Regions from separate parts of the Mus musculus genome. Here regions 1, 3, 4 and 5 are each linked to region 2. A link is a loop called in an ENCODE intact Hi-C map of the cell type or tissue named here. Cell type or tissue: left cerebral cortex. All regions are shown on one strand. Region 1 has its middle 360 kb from the start of Gm33751. Region 2 holds the start of Cntnap5c (contactin associated protein-like 5C). Region 3 has its middle 120 kb from the start of Gm33751. Region 4 has its middle 72 kb from the start of Gm33751. Region 5 overlaps Pdzph1 (PDZ and pleckstrin homology domains 1).

The links. Hi-C counts contacts between places; a loop is a spot of excess contacts. Peaks named below come from ENCODE experiments on the same cell type or tissue, not always from the same donor. Only the 100,000 strongest peaks of a DNase experiment are listed, where the experiment ranks them.
Region 1: a loop joins it to region 2, with 5 times the contacts of the local background. A loop is called at or near these places in 4 of 42 quality-filtered maps.
Region 3: it touches region 2 in a loop (8-fold over the local background); 7 of 42 quality-filtered maps call a loop at or near these places.
Region 4: a loop joins it to region 2, with 10 times the contacts of the local background. A loop is called at or near these places in 3 of 42 quality-filtered maps.
Region 5: a loop joins it to region 2, with 6 times the contacts of the local background. A loop is called at or near these places in 17 of 42 quality-filtered maps.

The regions. Positions count from the first base shown.
Region 1 is chr17:58,585,433-58,590,432 of GRCm38, forward strand. No RefSeq gene overlaps it. Among named protein-coding and RNA genes, the nearest start is that of Gm33751, 360 kb to the right of the region's middle. In left cerebral cortex, a CTCF peak has its summit at 2,662 (motif pointing right); a DNase peak (open chromatin) is centred at 2,708.
Region 2 is chr17:57,768,918-57,773,917 of GRCm38, forward strand. Cntnap5c (contactin associated protein-like 5C) reads left to right here and starts at 294. Exons shown (of 24, transcript NM_001081653.2): 1 at 294-734. The coding sequence starts at 653. In left cerebral cortex, a CTCF peak has its summit at 2,160; DNase peaks (open chromatin) are centred at 316, 789, 999, 1,508 and 1 more place; H3K4me3 peaks cover 993 bases.
Region 3 is chr17:58,817,855-58,822,854 of GRCm38, forward strand. No RefSeq gene overlaps it. Among named protein-coding and RNA genes, the nearest start is that of Gm33751, 120 kb to the right of the region's middle. In left cerebral cortex, a CTCF peak has its summit at 2,916 (motif pointing left); a DNase peak (open chromatin) is centred at 2,906.
Region 4 is chr17:58,869,040-58,874,039 of GRCm38, forward strand. No RefSeq gene overlaps it. Among named protein-coding and RNA genes, the nearest start is that of Gm33751, 72 kb to the right of the region's middle. In left cerebral cortex, a CTCF peak has its summit at 1,984 (motif pointing left); a DNase peak (open chromatin) is centred at 1,977.
Region 5 is chr17:58,907,265-58,912,264 of GRCm38, forward strand. All of the region lies in intron 8 of Pdzph1 (PDZ and pleckstrin homology domains 1), which reads right to left. Among named protein-coding and RNA genes, the nearest start is that of Gm33751, 34 kb to the right of the region's middle. In left cerebral cortex, a CTCF peak has its summit at 2,215 (motif pointing left); DNase peaks (open chromatin) are centred at 2,211, 4,003 and 4,401.

The DNA.
Region 1 (5,000 bases), 820 kb after region 2:
ATTTAAAGGGATTACTTCTCTTTTTCTGCTATGTAGGTTCTGGGGATTGACTTCAGGTTTTAGGTTTACACCAGTTGTGTTTAATCACTGAGCTTTCTCTCTGGCCCTCTAAGTAAATATTTTAATTGTCTCCTTTCCCCCAAATTTCCAACAATTCCATTTACTGTGTCATTAAGATTAAAAAAAGAAAATAAAAACTTGATGGCTATTCATTCCCTACCAATAAGCAATCTTGAACTTAAATTTTTGTTTTGTTTTGAAAACCACAATTACTTAGTGGTATGTTAAGGAGGGCTTCCAGGTGCTTAATAATTCCACTCCAATGAATAGTTAGGAATTCAGTGAATTCTTACTGGATGTCAATATATATTATTCCATTCTCTTCAGTTTATATTTCACAGAGCATCAATCATAATTACCAATTTTCAGGCTAGTCACTGAGAACAGTTTCAAACTATCAGGAATGACATGAAGAAGAAAATATGTGAATCAAACATAGTCCTCACACTGGGGCCACTCCCCAGTCCCACACAAGGGCCTTCTATATCCAAATGGCAGCTGACTTATACTCTACAATCTGTAATAATCTTCCTTGTTCAGAGATATTCACCTGAGGCAAATGGAACATGATTAAAATCAAGGTTGTTTTTCCTGAACTCATAATCAAACAGTAATTATAGTAATTATAAAAGAAACCTGCATTGAATGTGAACACTTCCCAACATAGAACATTTTCTTATGCAGATTTGAACAGAATTGTTCTGTGACTATGAAAGTTGACATGCTTTGCTTTTCTTCCTCCCATCCCCCCTCTCCCCCTCTCTCCTCTCTCTCTCTCTCTCTCTCTCTCTCTCTCTCTCTCTCTCTCTCTCTCTCTCTCTCTCTCTCTCTCTCTCATACCACATGGCTTGAGGCTTGTATCTGTTACCTTAGATGAGTGACATCAATTTCAATTTGCAATTTGATTGGCTGCTGACCAGAGGCTATCAGGTCCTGAAGTAAGGGACCCTCCCTGCACCCATTTCATCTGTAGCCCAAACTGACCCTCACCAAGTTGAGTGATAACCTCTCAGGCTACTTGATATTTGCTTAAGACAGAATGAAATACTAATCAAATTTTCTTACATTTAAAGCAATTTTATGTAAAACCATCTCTTACATATCCAGAATTATTCATTTTTGTCCTGAAAATGTGAACATCCAACACTCAAACAGAGTTAGATTCGTGAAAGCCAGCATTTAGAGTTTTTAAGCAGTTTAGTACCTTTGATTGTGGGTCATTTGGTGTCACTATTTTGAATTTTCTTCCTGCTTCCCTCTCTCCTTTGTTCTATCTTTTCGTCCCCTCCTTCATTCTAGAAGAAGATCATCTGGTAAGGAGACTTTCTCTCTTAAGGTATGCATTAGTCAGTGTTCAATCACTATAATGGAATACCCAAGGCTGTTGACTTATAAAAAGAAAGGTTCACAGTTTCTATCTAAGATAGAATGGGCATACTCTTTTTGGTTTCTGCCAAAGAAGCATATCCTAAGGAGGGGTGTATGGTAAAGGAAAGTTCTTATGGTGTGGGTAGGAAACTGAATGAAGGAGGTTATATGGCTCCACAGTCCCCTTTAAACTCCCTTATGACCCAAGGGCCTTTTACTAGACACTGACTCTGTTTCTGACTCTGTTTCTGTCTCTATCTCTGTCTGTTTTTCTGTCTCTGACTCTCTCTCTCTCCCTCTCTCTGTCTCTCTCTGTCTGTTTTTCTGTCTCTGACTCTCTCTCTCTCCCTCTCTCTGTCTCTCTCTCTCTCTCTCTGTCTCTCTCTCTCTGTCTCTCTCTGTCTCCCTCTCTCTGTCTCTCTCTCTGTGTCTCTCTCCTATTTTATGTGTATGGGTGTTTTTCCTCCAAGTATATTTGACACCCAAGGGAGCCAAAAGAAATTACTAGATCCACTGGGACTGACTCCATTTCGGTGGGCTGTGAATCACCATATGGGGGCTGGGGACCTGGGTCCTGTGAGAAAACAACCAATGCTTTCAACTGCAAAGTCATCTTTATAGTCTCTAGCCACTCTCTCTTAAAGTGTCTGCTATCTTCTGACAGTGCCAAGAACTGGTGATTGGGACTATAGCACAGGTCATTGGGAAACACTCATCAGAGCCAGTTTTGGTGTTTTTGGTTTTTCTTTTTCTCTTAGTTCTATATTAAACTTGCTAATAGGTGTGTGAGGGTTAATGCTGGGTAGATGCTTGACTGGATCTGGTATCAACTAAAGAGATATGAGACACACCCACGAAGAGCTTTCTTGATTAGGTTATCTGAAGTAGGAACATTCTGTTAAGACAGCAGCCTCCTAAATTGAGATGCTATCAGGTTCTTGTCATCTCTGTGCAGATACATCACAGGTTAGCACTCCTGTGTGGTGTAAGCCAATATAACACAAAGTCCCTTTATTTACTTAGCCATCTTGCTGGTCTAAAATTTCAGAAATGAAATTTTTGAAGACTCCCCAGATCTCCACTTTCTTTCTTTCCTACATCCTCTTCTTTCTTCCCTTCCTCATTCTTTCTTTCCTTCCTCTCCATTCCCACATTATGAATTTTTCCTAGAGGAGACTGAAAGTTTTTCCAGTTGAAGTCCCCGTGCCTTAGCTCCACTATTGTGACTTCTATAAAATGGCCAAAAGAGGGCAGCAGATACAAACAATTTGGCATAATTTGGGTGACTTTTCAGGAAATCTCCAAACCCCTGTTCTGCCCTGCCTCCTGGCCTGTTTGTTCCAAAGCTTTGAAGCACTTACTCCTCTGTAGAACATTGTTGGTATCAGGATCTCTGAAACTCATGACATCACACAGACAGGACCGAACACCTGTTTTCAAGGCAAGAGCCACCATATTCCCAGAATCCACTTGACTCACCTCCCACCTTGACCTGTGATTGTGTCTTCACCCATATATAAAGAAAGCCCCTCTTCTATCCCTCCCTCCCCCTTTTCTTTCCACTGCCACCTTGCCTCTCTCTCTCCCAATAAACCTCAAGTGGAGCCATTTGGCCTGGTGTGGTCCTTTTGAAGCCATGTGACATTCAAGTTCATAACATTGGTGCAGAAACCCAGGAATCATTTCGCCGGGAAGCTGTGGAGCCCACTTGGCCGTCACTGCCTAATGAGATGGTGAAGCCACCACTGCCGCCAGAGAACCAACACCACATGGATGGCCACCACTGCCATTATAGCCTGCAGCTACTGGTATACCATGTGGATTCCATCCACTGGCACGTGCTTTTATCTACCATGTGGATTTCCACCGCTGCTACAGGTCATTGCTTCCACTGCCACCACCACCACTGCTGTGAGACTCACAGACCTCTACCAAGTGAGCTGTGCTGCTCTGGTCCACCCTGTGGGCCTGCTTTTGCTGGGCCCACCACCAAACACTCAGTTCCATGTTTCCATTTACCAATTCGCTAGAATTATCACAGAGACAGCAGCATATTGATTGGTAAGGTCAGTCAGCAGTAGGATCCCTAATTTCCCAGGTAGGGCCTGGCCAGCTTTTTCTGGGGGCTAAGTGGTTGGCATTTTACATTCACACCTCCCAGTTGAAATACCAGCTATGACATCGACTCTTGTGTGACCATATCCCTTGAAAGCAGCTCTCATTCCCTTCCTTCTGCAAGCTCTTGCAGCCACTTAAGAAAACTCTGGGCCCAGGGTAGACCCCTTTTTAGTAGGTCTGGGACTGAACTGTGTAGCCTTTAGGGGGCCCTAGTGAAGACTTGGGCCTCTGGCCTGGCTGATTTCCTTTTGGTTATCGACTTGTTCTCTGGACGCTGGTACAAATGATCCAATAACTCCCCCCACCCCCATGGATGCTGTGAGGTCTTCAACCGTACCTTCAGGTACCCCACTGGGATGCCTCCTGGAAAATCTCAAATCCTTGAAACTAATGCCTGATTTGAAGGCATCAAAATTAATATACCTCTGCAATAAGGTCTGGATTCAGTACCACCTAGATAGTTCCTAGTGACCACTTAATGATATCCAAGATCCAATAATTTTAAAGGATGTTAATACATACTGTCAGTGAACTGGTAAATGGAAAGAGGTCCCCTATGTCCAAGCATTCATCTGTCTTCACTCCAGTCCCTCCATGTGCTCCTCTTGTTCCCCAACCCAACTTCTCTTAGCCATGAAACCTAGTGATGAAACGTATATTCACCCCTCCTATCACACGCTCTAAGACCACAGCCAAACCCCCAAGTCCTCTCCCAGGGACAGCTGACACAGCATCAGTCCTTCCTCTAAGAGAAGTTGCTGGGGTAGATGGCCTTGTCAGAGTACATCTTCCTTTCTCGCTGAGTGAGCTTTCTCAAATAAAGAGCAAACTCGGTTCCCATTCCTCTAACTCCTCCTCTATGTTTATTAAAGAGTTTCAGTAAATTACTAAATCTTACAGCCTGTCTTTCCATGACGTGCATATAATTCTTACAAATAACTTACCTCCTGAAGAAAACAGGTGAGTATGGGAGCAATCGAGAATGCATGCAGACGAAATTCATCAGATAGAGCACGTCCAATCCAATCAGATCAGAGGCGTGCCTGACCAGGATCTTTGATGGAATTGTAATTCTGCAGGTGGTATTTTAGCCAGAGACAGATTTAGAACATGCCTTTTGGCCAGCCTAAGAAAGGCAGCCTTAAAGCCAGTAAATTTTGAAAAACTCTAAGAGGTTGTCCAGGACAAGCAGGAAAATCCATCTCAATTTTTACAATGCTTCACAAAGGCTTTATTATAGTATACCAATCTGGACCCTGAAAACCCAGAAGGTAAGCAACTTCTGATGACCTACTTCTTTTCCCAGAGCTACTGTGACATAAAAACTAAACTTAGATGGCTGGAGATGGGACCTATCACTCCACAGGCAGAAGTTTTAGTGCTGGCTTTCAAGGTGTAACATGAGAGAGAAGAGAAAACCCAAAAACAAAAATACCATATGCTGGCAAAGGCTG
Region 2 (5,000 bases):
TTGAAATGTAAATAATTAAAATATCCAATAAAATATAAAATAAAAGGTTTAAAAAAAGGAGAGAGAGAGGGAGGGAGAGAGAGAGAGAGAGAGAGAGAGAGAGAGAAAGAGAGAGAGAGAGAGAGAAAATTCTTTTGCTCCTTGCTTCCCCAGCAAGTCATCAGAGCACCTGGAAGCAGAGCTGTCTGCCAGGGACTTGCCAAGGACCCGCCCAGGCCAGCGCAGGGCGGGCTCGACTGGGGGCGGGGCCGTACAGAAGGTTCCTGAAATGAGCTGTCCGCCTCTCTGGTGCTGAACACAGCTCTAGAGTACAAATGAAGTGCTTTTGTCTGTTGGTGGAACTGGGTGCCAAGAACTGCGCTCGACTTTAGATCTTACCCTTAAAGGAAGGGAATCCGGAGGAAGACGAGGCAGGCAAGAAAGGCAAGCACAGAAAGTGACAGTTGCAGAAACTATAAACGTCGATTGGAGCTCGCATCTCCGAGGAAGCACTGAAGCAGAACGGAGTGAAGGAGAAGCGGGGGTGGGAGGGGTTTCAGGCTGTGCGGAGGAAGAAATAAAAAGAGAAATAAAAAAGGGAAAAAAAAAAAAAGGTCAAGGCTGGTGCCCGTGAATTTGGGATTCCATTGGAAGCGATCGCTCACTGAGGGAAATGGATTCTGTACCAAGACTGAATAGCGTTTTTACTTTGGTGCTCTCTGGCTTGTGGCATTTTGGATTAACAGCGACAAATTGTGAGTACTTGGAACTGGGGGCGGGAAGGTAAGGTGGGATAGGACTCTCCTGAGTAAAAGTATCTAATGTCCAACAGTATATGCTCTGCGTGAAAGGAAAGAGCAGGGTGAAACCTAGCCAGTCTAGTTTGACCATTCTAACAATCCCAAAAGTTAGCAGAGCTTTAATGAGCTTGCTTTGCTGGACTGCCTGCCTTTCATTGGAATCATAAAGTTCCCTTAGCCTGATTCTAGCTTTACTGCGCAGATCTAGAGCAAGCCTCAAAGGGCAGAGACTGTTCCTGTGTCTCCAAGATAGGTGATAATGGGACTGCAGCTCCAAATGATTTGAAATGTTCCCGAATCACCTCTACCCCCTACTGCCACCCTAAGCACACAGCTCTTTCCACTGCCTTATACATAAGGTTTCAGCTGGGAGTAGTTTGTAACTTCCTTGTAAGGGGATTGGGAGTTTGGGCCTAAGAATTGCAGCCCAAATGTAGTTATACCAGGAGATCAATGGCTGTCCTATTACAGGAGGGGGACTTTTAGTACACAATTCACCCTCAAAATTCTGGTGCCAGTGAAGGAATGAGTATGAACTGTAATACCCACATTTTGAATCCTGCAAGCACAGAGCATTTAATTCAATAGGAAAGAATTCTTGACTTCTAAAAATTCTTGCCTGCACTATATATTTATAAGACCCAGTTTGTCAAACTTGAATAAATCACTAAAGCTGTGAGAGAATCAAGCTCAATTGCCCAGTTGCTTCTCTGGGCAGTGTGAGGGAAGTTTTTCCTTCTCTGGGAACTCCCAAATGAGAAAGGATGCAATTAAGCCATCTGTGTTCTTTGCCAGGGTGGCTTATCACAGTCCCTCAAGTTTCTGTGTTTGATTCCCACATCTTGTATTTTGACACTGAACCTCCGAAATATGATCCTGATTTGGACAGTTTAATTTACTTTTATAATTCATGTTATCAGTATCAGTAACACAAGAGGAAAGAGAGAAGACTTACTATGGAGGACCCTTCTGCTTTATTTCTTAATCCTTAGAGGCTCTTGTCCCAGAATTTGCATTCCAGAAGGAAGACAGGTGGATAGATGTTCAACAGAGTCAGTGTTTCTGTCATCCAAAGATTGGAAAGCTTACAATTTGTAATTGTAACATTTTCTTAAAGGTTGTGTTATAAAGAAGGGTAAAAGAGGCTACTCTCTCCCCCTGGTGGGAATAAGGTAGTAAATTATTTTAAATGATATATGGAAGCAAATTACAGTCAGGTAATTTTAATTCTCTGTTCTGCTTTCTCCCCTTCCTTCCTCTGTTGCCCTTTCCATTTCCTCTTCTTCTCCCCTTCTCCCCGAAATCACCCCCACATTTGGCCAAGAGAAAGACCCAAGAGCCTTAGTCAGAAGTAAGCTTTGCTACTGAGCTTGTTTCTCTACGTTCTGAAACACTAGAGGTCAGTGTTGTCCAATTGATGCAAAAGGGTGGCTGTGATCTGTGCGTTCCCTTACTGTTAAATGGAGAGAGTGACTAGTTTGAAGATCCAAGAGTTGGAAGTGAGGTATACTGTTGAAATGGATAGAGTTAATGACTTTGGCTTCTTCAAGTATCATCCTTCTTGGTGCCATATTTTCTATACGTTAATTTAACTATGGTCAATGTATTTTAATAATGTACCTAAAACTAAATGGCATGGGTTAAGACTTCAGTCTGTCATAGCCACAGCAGGAACAAATCTGCCCTGGGCATTTAAAAAGAAAGTTGGTGATAATGATCTTCAGAATTTCAAGTGACAGTTGCATCCTCCATTTTCAAGCCACATAGCAATTGAGTGAGTGCTGTTTGCTAAGTATTCTACAGTCTGCTTTCTTAAGGAATATCAGTGAGTGTTTACTGTACTGTGAAAATTGTAACATTTGGTAAAAAAATAGTTTTTAGCAATCACTGATTCTGAAATCTATGCATATTAGTGGTCATCTGAGCCTATAAGGCAAAACCTCTCAAGGTAATCTCAACTATTTTCCAGGTTCTCTTGGCTGCTATGCACAATTTTTATTCATCAAGTATAAGTATTGGATTTGCTATTGATGTACAGTCTACTCCCATTCATATACATGCTTTGATGAGTTAGACATTTCCTTTCCAAGGCTCTCCTTTGAATTTGATTTGTGGGAAAATTTAAAAAGTTATTTTCTCTAAATTTTAAGGAGCACCCCATGTCATTAGTAACAGCACCCTTGAAGACATATTGTATGCTCAGGTTTTTCCATGGTGAACAGTTATAGTTGTTAAGGTATATGTGTACAGTTTCTTAAAAAATAACTTTTTAATTGACTTGATGTTGCTGTTATTACTGTGTAGTGTGTGAGTATCTCACTGAATGCATGTTTGATTTTTCTCATACTCTGTCTCAAACATGGCACTTATTCTACAGGGAAAAGTTAATGGTTACACAATTAGAAAAGTTTTAAATCTCTAATTACGCATAATGAAAACAAAGTCAGGCCATAAGGACTATAGCCATAATATAAATATTACAAATCTGAGGTAAGAATCCAATTACCTACCAGTAATAAAATCCTCTGGAAATTCCCCCATTGTAGATTTTCAGGATATTAAACAGCTACAGTGCATACTTTGGTCATATCCTGAGGGAACCGGTTAATCATGAATACTGATATACGCCACTGTAAAATTAAAAAAAAAATGAAAATCAACTTTTTGACACAAGAAGCTATGATATGACTTAGGAGTTTGATTAAATGAAATCAGATGACCTCATCTAAGAAGTTCTAATCTCAGACTAAAAGTCAAATTATTATTATTTATAGGTATAAATTATACCTATTATTGTCCTTTCCAGCCTGCCAGTAAAACACAGCCAGCAATGGAGGTATGTGTCTATTCCAAATTGTACAGCAGCTAAATATCTTACTAAGGGTATTCATCTAAGATTAGGCAAGTTAAATTTTGACATGACAGAAGTATGAGGTCTCAAGCAGGAGGACTGCATGTGACACACACATAAATATTGTTAACATCACTTTTAAAAAGAAACATACTGCATAGCGTAATTTTTCTTTTATAATAGCTTTAGTTTTTGAAATAACAAAATAATCACAAAGTCTCTCCCTGAAGTTCATTGCTATTCATTATTAGATCCCCCTGCCTCATTTAGATCTTTCTTACATGCTGGATTTCAAAAGATCTTCAAAAATGTTGCTCATGATAGTAAAGAAGTATGAGACCTTGAGTTACTAGAAGGGTGCTTGCTAACAAACCAAGTGGGTGAGTAATATGAGGAATGATTGTGTTGCTTTTTGGGCAGGAGAATGGCAGTGCAGGGATTCCTTGGTCATCTACAGCTACCAGAAGTGAGGAAACCCTGCAATCCTCAGTTGGTAGAGTCTGTAAACTTATCCAATTACCAAACTGCTTCATGTTGACCTTGAATGTTCAACATGAAATTATTTCCCATATCTTTCACATTAGCCCGATAGTTAAAGCAGATTAACATTTGCAACTATAAGATATGAATTAAGAAGTATAGCAGGGGGTTTGGAGAGATGGCTCCGTGGTTAAGAGCACTGACTGCTCTTCAGAAGGTTCTGAGTTCAAATCCCAGCAATGACATGGTGGCTCACAACCATCCGTTATGAGATCTGATGCCCTCTTCTGGGGTGTCTGAAGACAGCTACAGTGTACTTACATAAAATAAATAAATCTTTTTTAAAAAGAAAAGAAAGAAGTATAGCAGGGATTTTATAATAAAGGAGAAGATAAATATCTACTGAAGCATCTCTGTTCTCACCTGCATCCTTCTTCTAGGAAATGGTCACCTTCCCAGTAGTCTTCCCTTTCCTCTGTCCGTCTGTCCAACCAGCCTCAATTTCTTTGAGTGAATCACTTTACTTTCTTGTATTCATTTATCATGAAATGATCAGATTTTTGAAGCATTTCTAATTTTTTTTTGTTGTTTTTGTTTTTGTTTTTCGAGACAAGGCTTCTCTGTGTAGCCCTGGCTGTCCTGGAACTCACACTGTAGACCAGACTGGCCTCAAACTCAGAAATCCACCTGCCTCTGCCTCCCAAGTGCTGGGATTAAAGGCGTGCACCACCACTGCCTGGCTAGGCATGTCTGGGACATTGAGATGTCTCAGTAGATTAATGTTGCCTGTTCCCAGGCTCCTCTAATTTTTTTTAAGTGTTAATTCAATGGTTTTCAACTGATAAGCCATACTATGATGAAATATGACCTGTGTGTAATAATTACTCACA
Region 3 (5,000 bases), 1.0 Mb after region 2:
AGCAAAGAGTTTGCATGCAAGCCTGACAATCTTATTGTGAATCCTGAAATACGTGTTGAATCAGATTTAGCAATACAGAATTCCAGAATTCCTAGGAGATATGAAGTAGTAATGGGAAAACCTCTGAAATCTCACAGGCCAACTAAATAGCATATGCAGTGATGAGCAACAAGAGATCCTGCCTCAAACAGGTAGGAGGTAAAGACAAAGACCAAGGTTGTCCTCTGACTGCCACACATGTGCATTCTCTCTGTCTCTCTCTCTCTCTGTGTCTCTCTCTCACTCACACACACACACACGGGGGGGGGGGGGGGGGAGATGAGCACACACATACATTTGTCCATTGCTGGACTATTGTTTCAGAGCCTGTAGACCTGGCAAAACATTACTTATGCAGCTCATTCTCTGAAACAAGTAAATACCATACTTTTGGCTCCATTAATTTAAAGCCACTTCTTTAATTTCATTCTAGCCTACCCGGAGTTCCTTTTTATTTCTGTCTTTGGCCTGAGTGCCGACTGCTGGGTACCACTGGATTTATTCTCAGTGAATGAGGCAGAGCAGGCTTTCTTAGATTTGTGATTGACAGTATGTTGGGAAATGGAAAAAAGTATCTTTCCTTGTGATTTTCCAGGGGAATAGTGGATAGCTAAGTCTTCAGGATAATCTACCCTGCAACCAACCCAAGAGGAGCTTATTCCTTCCCGATGGTGTTAGATTGGATATGTTATTCATGGGATTGTTAAAGTCATAATCTGGGCTCTGATGGTTTTAACAAGATGCGTTCAGCCACCTGTCCTCAATTGGCTAATTTAACATGCCAATAATTGTGACAAAGAAAGGAGTTATATTCACTCTGATCACAGTGAGAAGAAAATGGAGGTCCAAGAACCTCCAAGTCCATCTTTTGGGTCTTACCAGGAGATTTATGTTTAAATAGAGGGTAAAAGATGTGCATACCTAAGTGTCCTAGTCAAGGAGTGGTCCCCTCCATTGTGGCGTCAGTCTCTCCTACAAGACAATCTATCAGCCTGTCAAAACAGAGCAAAATAAAGACAAGCTGTCTCAGTGACTGGCACCAGGCTTTATCCCTTTTCTTCTCCCAGCATAAGATTCCTGGGGGAAATTCCAATTTCTTGGGCTTCATTGTTCCAATAGTCTGGTAGCCAAATGAAGGGGCACAATGGTCATCTGAGAACATATTTATTCCTGCCAAGATGATTACACTGTGACTTGCTTTGGGGCAGTAGGATGGAATGGAAGTTTTCCTGTTCCTGATGTGAGCTGAGGCCCTAAAAGGTCAGTGTTTCTGTTTGTTCATAGGTCCCTGCTATGAGACACAAGTGAAACTGGGATTGACCACGCCAAAATCCCCCTAAACATGTACTTGAAAAAAATAACACTCACTGTTATTCAAAGGAGATTTTATGTTGTGCTGCAGAAAAAGCTCATGAGCACCTACAAAGGTGTGATAGTGGTAGAGTAAAACCATGTCTTAATGTATGAGAGGAGGAGAGGGCTGTCATGCATGGCCTCTGTCTCCAGCATAGCTGAGACTAGGTTGGTATTTGTGGGGCAAGATTGTTATTGCTTGGTAGCAGGATTCTGTTACAAGTCTCTCTGCTCTGCCTCTCCCTGCTGTAGTTAACTCAGGGAGACAAGCCCATCTCTTACACATTCCGTTGTTTAATTCCCCTTACTCATTCCACTCAGTAAGAGTCTCCTTAGCAACCTCCAGCAGAGTCAACTAGGAGCTTCTGGATGGATTGGAAACATCATAGTTATTCAGGAAGGATTACTGCGTGCTGTTCATTTTATCATTAAACTTTATAATTATGTCAGAACACAAAAGACAACAGTTTGCCCTTTAGATATCATCATGCAAGGTCTGAAGTTCTTTAATGCTTTTCTTTTTAAAACATGGTTAAACCACTAATGACTCCTTTCATTGAATCAAAATTAGGAGCTGGCTGTGTTCAGAAAGGTGATTGCACACAAAGCAAAATATCAGTAGAACAGCATAGAACATCATGGTCAGGGGCTCCAAGAAAAGTGAAATCACTTCCATCCAGAGCCTGGACATGATGTAGTGAACATTTGCAGTCTGAAAAAATAAGGGGACCTGTCTCAAGGTCACATAGCCTTTGAACTGGAGTGGGAACTGAAGCACACATTTGCATGTGTTTGTGCATGTGTGTGCACATACATATGCATGTACCTACAGATAAATGCATAGGGGAATATTAATGTCTTATATATGTGAAAGTTGGAAGATGGATTCCAGTGTTGTTTGTTACGTTCTTTCTGGCTATCATCTCTTTGAGGTAGCACTCCTCATTAGTCTGAAGGTTATCTAGCAGGAGTCTAGGCTGGGTGTTGGCACCCAAGTGAGCCCTATTTCTGCCTCTACAGTGAGGGTTCACAAGCATATTCCACCATGTCCATTGTTTCTTTCACGGATTCTGGGGATTGAATTCATGTCTTTGCATTTTTAGACAAGCATTTTTTTTTTTTCTGACAGGAATAAGTCCCCCCAGCTGGGTCTGAATATATCTTAATCTATAAGCACAAATCAATGGGTATTATTTTTCTCCTTGTTTTGTAGTTGGTTGTTTTTCAATAACTGAGGCTCATAAAACATAGAAATCGTTTTTTTTTTTCCCTACTCCACAAACAAGAGTATCCTTTCCCTAGTAATGGCATACAGAATATCCCTTCCAGATAATGACTATGCTCAAGGTTTTTAATATGTATGAAGGAACAAGAAAAGATGTCAATAAAGTCAGTAAATAGCTTATCTTTCAAGCTTCATCTGAATTGGATCCCTAGAAACCAAGTTAAAAAGCTGGCTGGCTGGGGTGGTATGCATTTGTTATCTTAGCACTAAGAATATAGAGACAGGATGACCCCTGGTGGCTAGGGATTAGTAGAATTGGTAAATTGTAGAGCAGCTGAAAAGTCTGTGTGAACAATTAAACAAATACCAAGGAGGAGGTGGTTATAAGAACTGGCTTCCCTTTCAGAACACCCAGGATTAATTCCCAGCACCCACGTGGTGGCTCTCATTTATCTTTAAATCCTGTTCCAGGGGATTTACACACCCTTTTCTGGCTTCCAGAGGCATCGGGCACACACACGCTGCACAGACACACATACATGCAAAATACCCAGACACATAAAAATGAATGAGTTAATTAAGAACCCTACAGTGGACAGTGTCTTAGGAAGGACAGCCCAGCTTGATTTCAAGAAAAAAGTTGTGAAGATTATAAACTGGGCTACTTCACACACGTCTTATTTTCCTAATCTAGTGAAAGAATCTAAGAGTGGGCTATACCAACTGCAACCTAGGTATGTATAATCAGTGCTACAGTGGCACTGATCCCTGGAGCTAGCCCACTCGAATGGGTGAGTTTTAGGACAGTAAGAGATTTTGTTTTAAAATGTATGTGAACAGGTTTCCTGATGAAGGATATCTGAGATTGCTTTCTGGCCTCCACATATTTATAGGCCCATGAAGGCACATCTGAACCCACACACCTATTCATCTGGACAAACACACACACACACACACACACACACACACACACACACACACACACACACTTAGAAAAGGAGAGGGAGGGAAAGGGAGAGAGGGAGGACAGACAGAGATAGAGACAGAGAGACAGAAAGAGAGAGAAGGCATGCTTCCAAGATGTCTTTATGTTTTCAGGATTCTAGATACCTATAGTAATAAAGAGGTGATTTTTTTTCTACAGCCCTCCTCTCTCATAGCTTTTTATTAGTATTATTATTAAATGGCCTAATTCTTATCACAGATGATAAAATAGGTAACCGGAGGACATTTGTGTTTATAGGAGACTAACTTCACAGATGCATATGGCAATATGGCAGAGCTTGGTTTGTGCATCTCTCTCTCTCTCTCTCTCTCTCTCTCTCTCTCTCTCTCTGTGTGTGTGTGTGTGTGTGTGTGTGTGTGTGTGTGTGTGTGTGTGCATGTGCACATGTCTGTGTGTGAAAGTAAATGTGCATGCATTGATGTGCATGGGTACAGGTGAATACATTTATGTGCTTGTGGTGTGTGTTTGTACATGTTGTGTGTGTGTGTGTGTGTGTGTGTGTGTGTGTGTGTGTGTGTGTGTGTGAGAGAGAGAGAGAGAGAGAGAGAGAGAGAGAGAGAGAGAGAGGGTACACATGCACAGATAGTTAGGAGTAAGCAAATTCACTGCAGATAGATCAAATATATATTGTTTTCTACCCGCTGATCAAGTTCCTTAATATGTCCAGGAAGCTAAGAAGATGTGGCTGTTCCAATTAGTTCCAATGGAAAGTCAAATGAGCTTGATCTTCAGAACACTTCATCCCAGAGCAAGTCTCTGAAAAATAAAAGCAAATTACTTTCACCTTTGGAAGTCATAGGACTGTTTACTGAACACATAAGCAGTTTGTAGAAGGCTTGCATCAGAGCTACCTGGGGTACTGTCTCCTCTGATCCACTGAGTCAGAAAATGAGCACATTTGACCAGGAACAGTAATGTCACCAGGGGATTCCTACATATGTTGCATTTGTGTCAGTGACAAATGTCATTTCTCATGGCCCTAGATGACAGAACATTTTAAGAATGTTTTTACATATTTTTTTGTCACATAGCTGTCATTGTGTGAGGAATGGTGAATTAGTTTGATTTAACCAACCAGGATAACATGGATAAGACATCATTATATACCATAATTTCACACTACTTGTCATTTATTAATCAAAGTATTTAAATGAGAAGAAGCAGAGAACTGATCTAGACAGAGCATTCTAGATGGCTTAACATCGAGTACAAAGGTTCTGAGGTATGAATTAGAGTTCTGTTTACTGAGTATAAAGTTTTGTGAGATCGGTTTGGCTGGAATTGGGCAGATAAATATCAGTGAGACTGGAGCATGACCGAGCAGGACAGAGGAGGGCAGCCCTAGGCAACTGTAAGTGAGTCTGCCGAATTTGTCCT
Region 4 (5,000 bases), 1.1 Mb after region 2:
CTGACGAAAAGAAAGAAGGATGTTGATGATTCTTCTTTTTGAAGGATTCGTTGAACATCAGGAACACTTTGTAGAGGCTTATAATCTAGCTGCCAGTATCACACAAGGAAGTCCTAGTTTCAACAGAAAAAAGTAAAAAATAACAATGAGGAACAATGGCAGATAATGACTTTTGAGTAGTTGTTTTCTGCATTGCTATTTAATCTTACCACAACTTCTGATTCAAAAAAAGTCATGAACAAATGTCTTTTACCATCAGGTACAGCATCAGTTTTGGTAAACCAATGAATTAACTTGGGGTTAATTACATGAGTTTTCTTGAGCGACTACTTACAAGGTCATGGGCAACACAAACAAAAGTAGTTACACAATTGAAGAAAATCTCTCTCTCTCTCTCTCTCTCTCTCTCTCTCTCTCTCTCTCCAGCCCTACGTATCTTCGGGGAAATGTAAGTCCCTGTGATACTCTCCTTCCATAATAATACTTAACTGTCCAATACTTAACTGTCCATACGTCTTTGAGTAGAAACATGGTTTGAGCCCTTTCACACCTACACTTACATGATGAAAAGGTCAAGGGCTCAATCTAGTCCAGTTTTCCTTTAGGTTTATCACAGCAGTTGATAGCTCAAGAGGGAAGTGGCCATGTCATGCTAGGATAACCATACCAGTGTTCCACACTCATGGTACAAGTAAGGAGTCTTGAAGAATTATGTGACCTGTGCAGGACACAGACATAGTAAGTGACAAAGATAATTTACAAACCAATGTCTTTACATTCTCGATGACCTTAAACCATAACTCTGTTAACTTGTGGTGAATGTGAATCTGGTTATATTTCTTAGAGAGACCAGGTCAAAGATTGAATTAAAATTTTATAACTATTAAAGTACTAAGAAACTTGGACAAGCACGGTGAGAATGACAATTCAGGTACATGGTAGAGGAGTCAGTGTCCAGTGGTGTACACTCATCACTTTGAGGATTTACATTAAAGAAAAATCCCCAGTTTTGTATCCAGCAACTGCCAACAGAATTGTAGGGCAAAAGACTACTTTGTACAAAATTAATGCAGTGGCCGAGAACATCAAGAGTAGTTGGTGATGCAGACATGTTTGTAGGGAACATGGAAATGTGTAGCTCTATTTACTGCAGATGGAAACTGAGTTCATACTAGAGGTTGTAACCATACATTTTGAAATAGCCTAATGGACCCTGGTTGTCTTTTTATACACACCTCTCAGGTCTACTCTCGCATTCTATGCCACTTTCCCAGAAATATAGAATTCTTGCCTTATTTAAGAAATATAGAATTCTTGGCTTATTTAAGTGTTTGTTCAGGACAGTGGAGTGGTTACTGCAGAAACTGAGTATTAAAAGCACTCATTTACTCTGGGATACCTTCCTAGAGACTAACATGATGTTAGGTGTCTTGCTCCCTGGCCTGCGTTACACCATGCACATGTACCCAAAGTCCATAGTTAACTGCAAGACTAGCTGATGCTGCTTCTATTGGGTCCCTGAAATCACCAACATCTCTTCTGTCTCTTTCTTTCTCTCCTTCTTTTGAGTCTCTTATTTCATAAGTGGCTTGGTTAAACTCATCTAAATTATACAGTATTCATACTTGCGTATTACATATGCACAATACACATATCCAAACATATTCAACATTCATGGGAGTTTTATTTTTGCTGTACCACATGGATTATGGATTTAAACTAAAATGCACATGGAAACCTTACTACATATGACACTGGGGGTAGTCCCATCTTTCTTTGTTGCTTGTTTCAAAATGTGTAAAATGACAGCAATGACATATTGGAATCCTTGAAGTTCACTAAGTTAAAATATATAAAACACCCAGCATATACATATTTAAAATTCATACACAGACATATATGTATTTGAAGAACTGTACAGTGCAGCCTTTCTAAAGATAAGCAATGAATGTACTGTGACTGCCCTCTTCTGGATGGCAGTGGAGCCTCAGGCTTTTCCTTCTCCAAGCATGGTATTTCTAGAGAAAAATCTAATTTCTTAGGAACCACTGTAACTGTATGACAGTCAAAGTGAGGGACACAAGTATCTCTTTAGAATATTACATTCCTGGCATGACAGTTACTCTTGGAATAGGAGTAAGCTAAGTGTCTGCCATATAGCATCAGGAAAGTAGAGGCTGGGCATCACAGAATCAAAACTATTGTGAAAGAAGCCAATTGACAAAAAAAGACTAGAAGTCCTTCCACATATGAGCTTCATGAACTGAATAGCATGTGTGACAAAAGCTGAGTTACACAGTCACAAAGAAAGGGGTTGCTATGTGGATGTCCAAAAGGGGCCACGAGCTTAATGGCCCAGTGCTTCAGGGGCTCTTCCCCAGATCATTAGCTAATTCCTATTCTCATGGCTGTTCCCTCTTTCTTAATAAACTGTCCATTTCTATTTTGAACCGCATGTCCCCATTCTAATTTTCTTCCATATGTCAGCACTAAGTTACCTCTGTGTCTCTAACAATCTCAATCACAGAATCATCACTAGATAGTTACTTGCCCTCCAAACAACAAGGCTAGTACTTGTTCTGGACAGAAAAAAATTATGATGAAGAAATGTAAGCTGGAGGGTACCCCATAGCTAGTGAGGCCAGGCTGCTTCCCTTTGCCTTCCCTGTTGTCTCTGCTTCCTGATCCTACTCAGTGACATTTGTCTTCCACTGGGATATAAAGATGTATCCAATAGTATTTTTGCCTAGGAGGGTTATGTAGTACTTTGCAATCTTGAAGATGATGGCTTGCAGTTAAGCTGTACCTGGGGGCTCTGAAGATTTAATGTTTCTCCCTTCCAAAAAGTGTGACTGTATTAGTATTGATGTCCCTGGGAGAAAAATCAAATTCACAGACAGCTCTCTGTCTCAGCCCATTTGAATCCATGCACCACATTTATCAAGATAGTGACCTTGAAAGTCTTTTTCTCTTTTATCCCTAGAATCGGCTCTCAATCATTTAAAGAATAATCAATGGGATTCCTTCTTCAAAGCAGCTACTGCTCATCCTAGCGCAGTGAATTCATCTTCCTTTCTTACTCTTTCCTGCTGAAGATCTACACTGTGAGATGGAACCCCAGCAAACTCTCTCGTCAGGAAAAAAATATCCTCCATCATCTTCTTTCTCCTTCTCGTAGCAGAGGACCAAAGTCAGGGCCATGAGCTTGCTAGGCAAGTACTCTACCACTGTGCTAATCCCTAAACCACCACCTTAAGCTTCATAAGAAAGCTCTATTCCCCTGATTCTTTTTCTTAGTCCTTCTGTTCCATATGTAAATTTGAAAAATTGAATAGAAGCTTCTCAAGACTCATGCAAAATCAACAAAATGAAACAGTGAAACTATGAAAGTAGGAAGGGGGACAACATCTGAAATGTAAATAAATTAAAAAAAACAATACAAGAATAAAAAATTAATTTCTGTCATACTTCTGGGCTCAGAAACTTATTAAATAGTTTTAGGAAGAATAAACATACATACACATCTATCCAAAGATAGGGTGATATTCTTTTGAGAGAAAGAATTGAAAAATAGCATAACTAATATATTTTAGATCACCATTAATATATTTTAGATCACCATTCATATACTTCTGAAAGAACTATATTTATAAGTGTGTTTGTCTAACAAGTATGGGATCTCATGTGCAGTTAGAAATACAGAAGAGGGCGAGAAGAACCAGAAGGAAACCCCTGTGAGTGGCACAAGGCTCCTGGATTGAACCGCTTTATATTGCTGCAACCAACAAAGTAACATTTCCAAGAACAAAAGGTCTAAGTTATTTTATAGCACGGGCCATTTAAAAATAGCCATAATTGGAGTGGCAGTGACTGAAGAGACTCACTGAGCAACACCTTTACATTTATATCCACAGATTGAGGCTGTGAGGAACCATGAAGGACAAATGTGTATAATCACTTGGGAAGGCTGAGGAGGGATGCTAACAACAAAGAGGCTGTAGTGTGTCTCCGTAACACTTACCTAAGCAAGTCCTTCTTTCAAACGCACATGCACATTGGCAGTGGAACAGTTCAGTTCATTGCTCTGCTGGCAAATCAACGTGGATTTAATGTTATGGCAAAGATGAAGTGTTCAACTCAGGTTTATTTGAGGAATGTCCAGTTTCTTGTGTGTTGTGGTACTGTGAGACACTGTTCCTGGAAAGATGTGGACAATTGTCTATGTACCCCAGATAGGGAACCAGTGACAGGTCACACGAAGGATAGAAGTCAAATTGACAAAAAATGTGTTTCACTGGCTAATTTACAGGAGCAGAAATGACTCAAAGACAGCTGCATCACCAAATCCCACCCCAGCATGGGTGACAGCTCCTGAAAGCTAGAAACCCAAGGTCATTGCACATCCTGCAGGCAGTTTCAACAGGTTAGAAGTGTCTTCTTTGGGTAGCTCAGTAGATCCGAGGTTCATCTAGGCAGCTTGGCTGATCTGCTTCTTTCAAAGGCTCAGTGAGTAAGCATTTTCTAGACAGCTCAGCTTATCCAAGAGTGTCTTGAAAAAGGGGAAGTCCACATTGCTTCTATGCTTCAAGGGGAATTTTATTTAGTTGGAAAGATCTGGTTTCTATGTCTCCTCCATTAAATTTACATAAATGGGATTTCTGAGACTTCACTATTTGGAAAAGCAACTATTCTTCCTGGTCACTCCAAACAAACATGGAACTGGGAGCTGAAGAGTTTCCTGGACCCATTTTTAAATCTCTTGACCCTGGTGTTTCAAATATGATTTGTTTCTTAATGCTATGATTGATTGATAGATTATTTTATCAAAAGGAACTAGATATGAGAGTAGACACTGCTGAAAAAATTTTAAGCAAAAATTCTGTTCCTACGGGCAGATAAGGAAGAAAAGACTACACATGGTTATTCACAAGGCTACCAATGACTATCATTTCCTCTGGAATGTTCCTTTGCTTTAGACATTTCCTATCTCAGTATAGTCA
Region 5 (5,000 bases), 1.1 Mb after region 2:
AGTTCAGTACAAGAAAGAAGTCATGGGTGGGTCGGGGAGCATCCTCTTAAGAGGCAAAGGAGAGGGGAATGGGATGAGGGATCGTGGTGGGGAGATTGGGAAGGGAGGGACAACATTTGACATGTAAATAAATAAAATAATCAATTTTTAAGAAGAAAGAAGTGAGATCCTCTTCCTTCCTGTTTTTGAGGATATAAGAAATAAGAAAAAAATGATTCATTAAGTTTGTCTGATGACTACATACTAACTAAACAAATAACCTGACTTTTTCCTTTGATTACTTGAGTTAATAGAAGGTTAGCAAACGTGCCAATACTGAATTAAAAATAGGAAGTAGGTAAAAAAAATCCAAATTTATTTTAGCTTATTTTGTTCAGAATCTGCCTTCCAAGGCAAAGATGCACACAAAGAATCCGGTGATGTTCTTTATTATGTCTAAAGCCCTCGCTGCATCTCTGCAGCAGGAGTGGGGAGGGCAGCTTTGCTACCCTGTGAGTCAGGCTCAGCACCACCAGGGCTTCTTCCTCATGGAGCCCCAAGTACAGGATGAGGGGAGGGCTCAATGCTTCGAGAGTTAGGAACAGTACATCACTGATCTGAAAACTATACCATCCATAGGAAAACTAATAGTGTGGCCCCAAAGAGTGCCCAATGCCCCAACTTTTGCTCAAGTGCGGAAAGAAATCTTCGTCTTTGCAGATTAGTAAGTCAAAAGTCACCAACCTTACCAGTTCTTCTTTACAATTAGAAAATCAAGGCTTTCTTAACGCTAGTATTTGTGTGTGTGTGTGTGTGTGTGTGTGTGTGTGTATGTGTACACTTTATGACATTGTCCCTCTTCCTCCACTCTTCTGAATAATTGTACTATGAGGATGAAGTATTGCATTTTCTTTGTTGTTGTTGTTGTTTTGTTCTGATTTTTTGAGAGGCAAAGAACTAGTTAAAAAAAAATAATATATATATATATATATCAGGATTCAATAGAACTTCAGCTCTTTTTTTTCAGACCTGAGGTGATGCCAGGGATATACCACAGGCTACTGGGTATGCCTGATAGTAGCTTTCCATCGGTATTTTTGAAAAATACAGAAATTGAGAGGAGATAGAGCAGGTTGCTTTGTAGGCTCTCTCAAGCGTCTGAATGTCACAGTTCCAGTTAGTTCTTTTGGTGAGTTTTTTTGTTTGTTTGTTTGTTTGTCTGTTGTTGTTGTTTTGTGATGTCCTTCCTTTCAGCATGTCATTAGGTCATCTCAAGTGTTTAGTTCTGTCATGGTAGGAAAAGAGGCACCGCAACTGAATTTGAGAAGGATGCCTCCCTTATAGTTCCTTGGGTCGCTTTCTTTGTTCCACCCTTAAAAAGCCACTTGATTGACTCTCGATGCTTATTCTAAAAACGATGACTAAACTGTTTCTGTGTTTAGGTCCGCAGTTTCTTCCGACTGCATCCTTCTCTAGGATCTTTATTGTACCTGACACATTCTTACTGCGGAGACCAACTGCTTTGACACAGGAGGAATTGCACTTCCGGCTTCAGGCCCCACCCTCCAATTCACTGTGCCAGTGTCTAAAGTTACCATGTGTCGTTATTGTATCTTCCCATAGAGAGGGTTTTGCAGTTCTATCCCAGGCAGAAAGTAAGCTGTCAACAAGTAATTGAGGAATAACTGAAAACATGTAAAATTCTCTAAAAAATAGATCTTTAAAAGGTAAACAGGGATTCCCCCCCCCCCCCGGGAGAATTCCCGGCACTGGTCAGTCTAGGAAGAACGTCATTTGGGAAAGTATTCTTATAGATTTTGTAAAAGGAATGTTGCAGAGGAAAAGCAGAAGGCGGTGGACGAATGTACAGGAGGACAAGGAAGGTTTATTCCTATCCCAAAGAGGAAAAGCCCTTTTAATACTGTATAAGTAGTTATAACAGAGCATCTCTGCAGACACAAAGCTCATCCAATCACCCATTCATTACCTGACTGATACCCTTCATACCAGAAGGGCTGCCAGTGTCACTGCTAACAAGTGGCTTCATAGTAGACTGTGCCTTAGACTGTAAACTAGAATCGGCAGCAGTTCTCAAGCGAGCTACTGCCTAACTTAACTAATGGGATTTATGTTGTATTATCTTTAGTACTCATTTTCTTATTTATTTACAAGACATGTGTTTCTAACAACATACCGGTTACTTTGAAAACTAACTGTGAGTAAGCTGCGCCACCTACCGGGAATTTTCTAAATTACATCGAAGGGTCTAAGCTGCTCTCTTCTTTCTGAGTGGGTATTTTCCCACTAAGTATTTCTTTGATTTATTTCTGTGATCTCAGAAAATGATGAGCTTTTACTTTTCTTTTTTTTTTTAGTTTTCTTACCTTCTTGTAGACTTAGATTTTTTCTTTTCTTTATTTTCTTTCTTTCTTTCTTTCTTTCTTTTCTTTTCTTTTCTTTTCTTTTTTTTCTTTTTTTAATGCAAGCCCAACTTCTTAAGCTAACTGAACTGCATGTTGGGAATGAAGACTAAAGGCAGCAGTAAAAGGTTTCCAACTGTACAAAACCAAACGTTGGCAGGGAACTCAAACATGGAATGAGTCGTGGTGTTCCTAGCAGGGTCTGCTCCGTTGCACCTGCAACTTCATTGATGTTTTGGGACTGAACACAGATGAACACTTGGTTGTCTGCATGCCACACACCATCGAGTGCCAACAAACACTGCCCTGAGCACCTGGCCTCAGATTTGAGAGTATTGTGTATTAGATGTTGCGGTGTGGTACCTGTGAGCATGGAGTTTTCTGTTCTTACATAAATGGAAAGATATGATTTTTTTAAATGTTAAATATTTTTATCATCATTCCTCAGGTTTCAACTTTTATCTTTAGAATTGTGTTTGAATTTTCTGATTTTAAAATTTATTTGTTTCTGTTGCGGACTTGAATTTTATTAGAAAAAGATAGCTGAGTGTTGACTTGTGATTAAGACAGACTTTTCAATAATTCTGAAATGGCCCTGAACATATTTTTGCCATTTTAAACTTTTTTTAAAAAATTTATTTATGTGAGTACACTGTAGCTGTACAGATGGTTGTAAGCCTTCATGTGGTTGTTGGGAATTGAATTTTAGGACCTCTGCTCACTCCTGTCAACTCTGCTCACTCAGTCCCTGCTTGCTCCAGCCCAAAGATTTATTTATCATTATACATAAGTACACTGTAGGGCTGGTGAAATGGCTCAGCAGACTGATTGCTCTTCCGAAGGTCCTGAGTTCAAATCCTAGCAACCATATGGTGGCTCACAACCACCCGCAATGAGATATGATGCCTTCTTCTAGTTCATCTAAAGACAGCTACAGTGTACTTATGGATAATAATAAATAAGTCTTTAGGCCAGAGCAAGCAGGGGCTGAGCAAGCAGGGCTGACTGGAGTGAACAGAGGTCCTAAAACATTCAATTCCCAGCAACCACATGAAGGCTCACAAACATCTGTACAGCTACAATGTACTTGCATAAATAAATAAATAAATAAATAAATAAATAAATCTTTTTAAAAAATACATACACTGTAGCTGTCTTTAGACACACCAGAAGAGGGCGTCAGATTTCATTATGGGTGATTGTGAGCCACCATGTGGTTTCTGGGATTTGAACTCAGGACCCTTGGAAGAGCAGTCGGTGCTCTTACTGGCTGAGCCATTTTGCCAGCCCCATTTTGAACTTTTGATTCATGTAAAACAACAATTTCAGCATTCATCATTTTAAACTCAAAATGTCAATCAATTCAGAAAAAATTAAGGTGTTATATAAACTGTTGCATGAAATATTTGATTCTTTTTTCTTTTCCCTTTCCCTCCCTCCCTCCCTCCCTCCCTCCCTCCCTCCCTCCCTCTCTTTTTACCTCCCTCTCTCTCTCTCTTCCTTCCTACCTTGGTGCCAGCCCACCATGTAAACCTGTCTGCCCTAGATCTCACTATTTAGATCATGTTGGCTTGAACTGGCAAAGATCCAGCTGCCTCTGCCTCCCATGTGCTCAGATTAAAGGAGAATACCAGCCTCACTAAGACTCAATTCTTTTTATGTAATACCAGAGGCTCATATCCATCTTATTGCTTATGAATATTTGCTTTCATATTTAATAAACAGCAAAATCATCTGCATACTAAGAAATTGTCTTAGAATTAATTTCTTTATAAGTTACTACCAGTAACTTACCTATCTATAGAAACCAAGTAAATGGCTTCCTCCCACAGTCCAGCCAAGCCCATTCTTTGGCACTGCTTTTCCTCTGATGAATTTCTGCACTAGGCCCGACCATTATATGTTTTTTCTGGTAACTGATAGTTAACCAGGGATGGTGACATAAATGCCTCATTGTAAGATTGTGGGCTGCAAAGCTAGCCTGACCTTTCGAGCCCACGCTGTTCCATTTCTCTGCTCTGCCCACGTGTAGTTGTTTAACTTGATAGATTTGGAAAGTACGGGGTACATGTAGCATAGGGGCAGTGGACTTGGCTAACAGGCACGAGGCCCCGGAACTAGAAGATAAGAGAGCCTGGTATCAATTTGTGACTCACTTTGCTTTCATAAAAGAAAGTACAAAGGAATAAGCCACAGTTGCAAGAAATACTTAAGATACACAAATGAAGCCATCTAAATGCACTAAATTTTACTTCCTCTCCAAAAGAAACTCTCTTCTCACCATGTGCCATGACGCAGTCAAACTACTCCTTCAGCATTTGAAAAAGAGTCTAGAATTTTAAGCAAAACGGTATCTTCTCTCTCTAAGCATTTAAATCCTCATATATGTCATGCCTCCAGTCCTACACACACACACACAAACACACATATTCAGTTTTGTGCATAGAGATTCATAGGACAAAACAAACAGTGGTTTCTTTTGTATAACCACAAGGATTGCCTCTGTTTTGTTTTGAGTGGTTTGAAAATGCAGCCATATCTTTTATGTAGTCTAATCTTCTGCTGTCGCTGATGAGCTAGAAACAATCTACTTTTTAAACA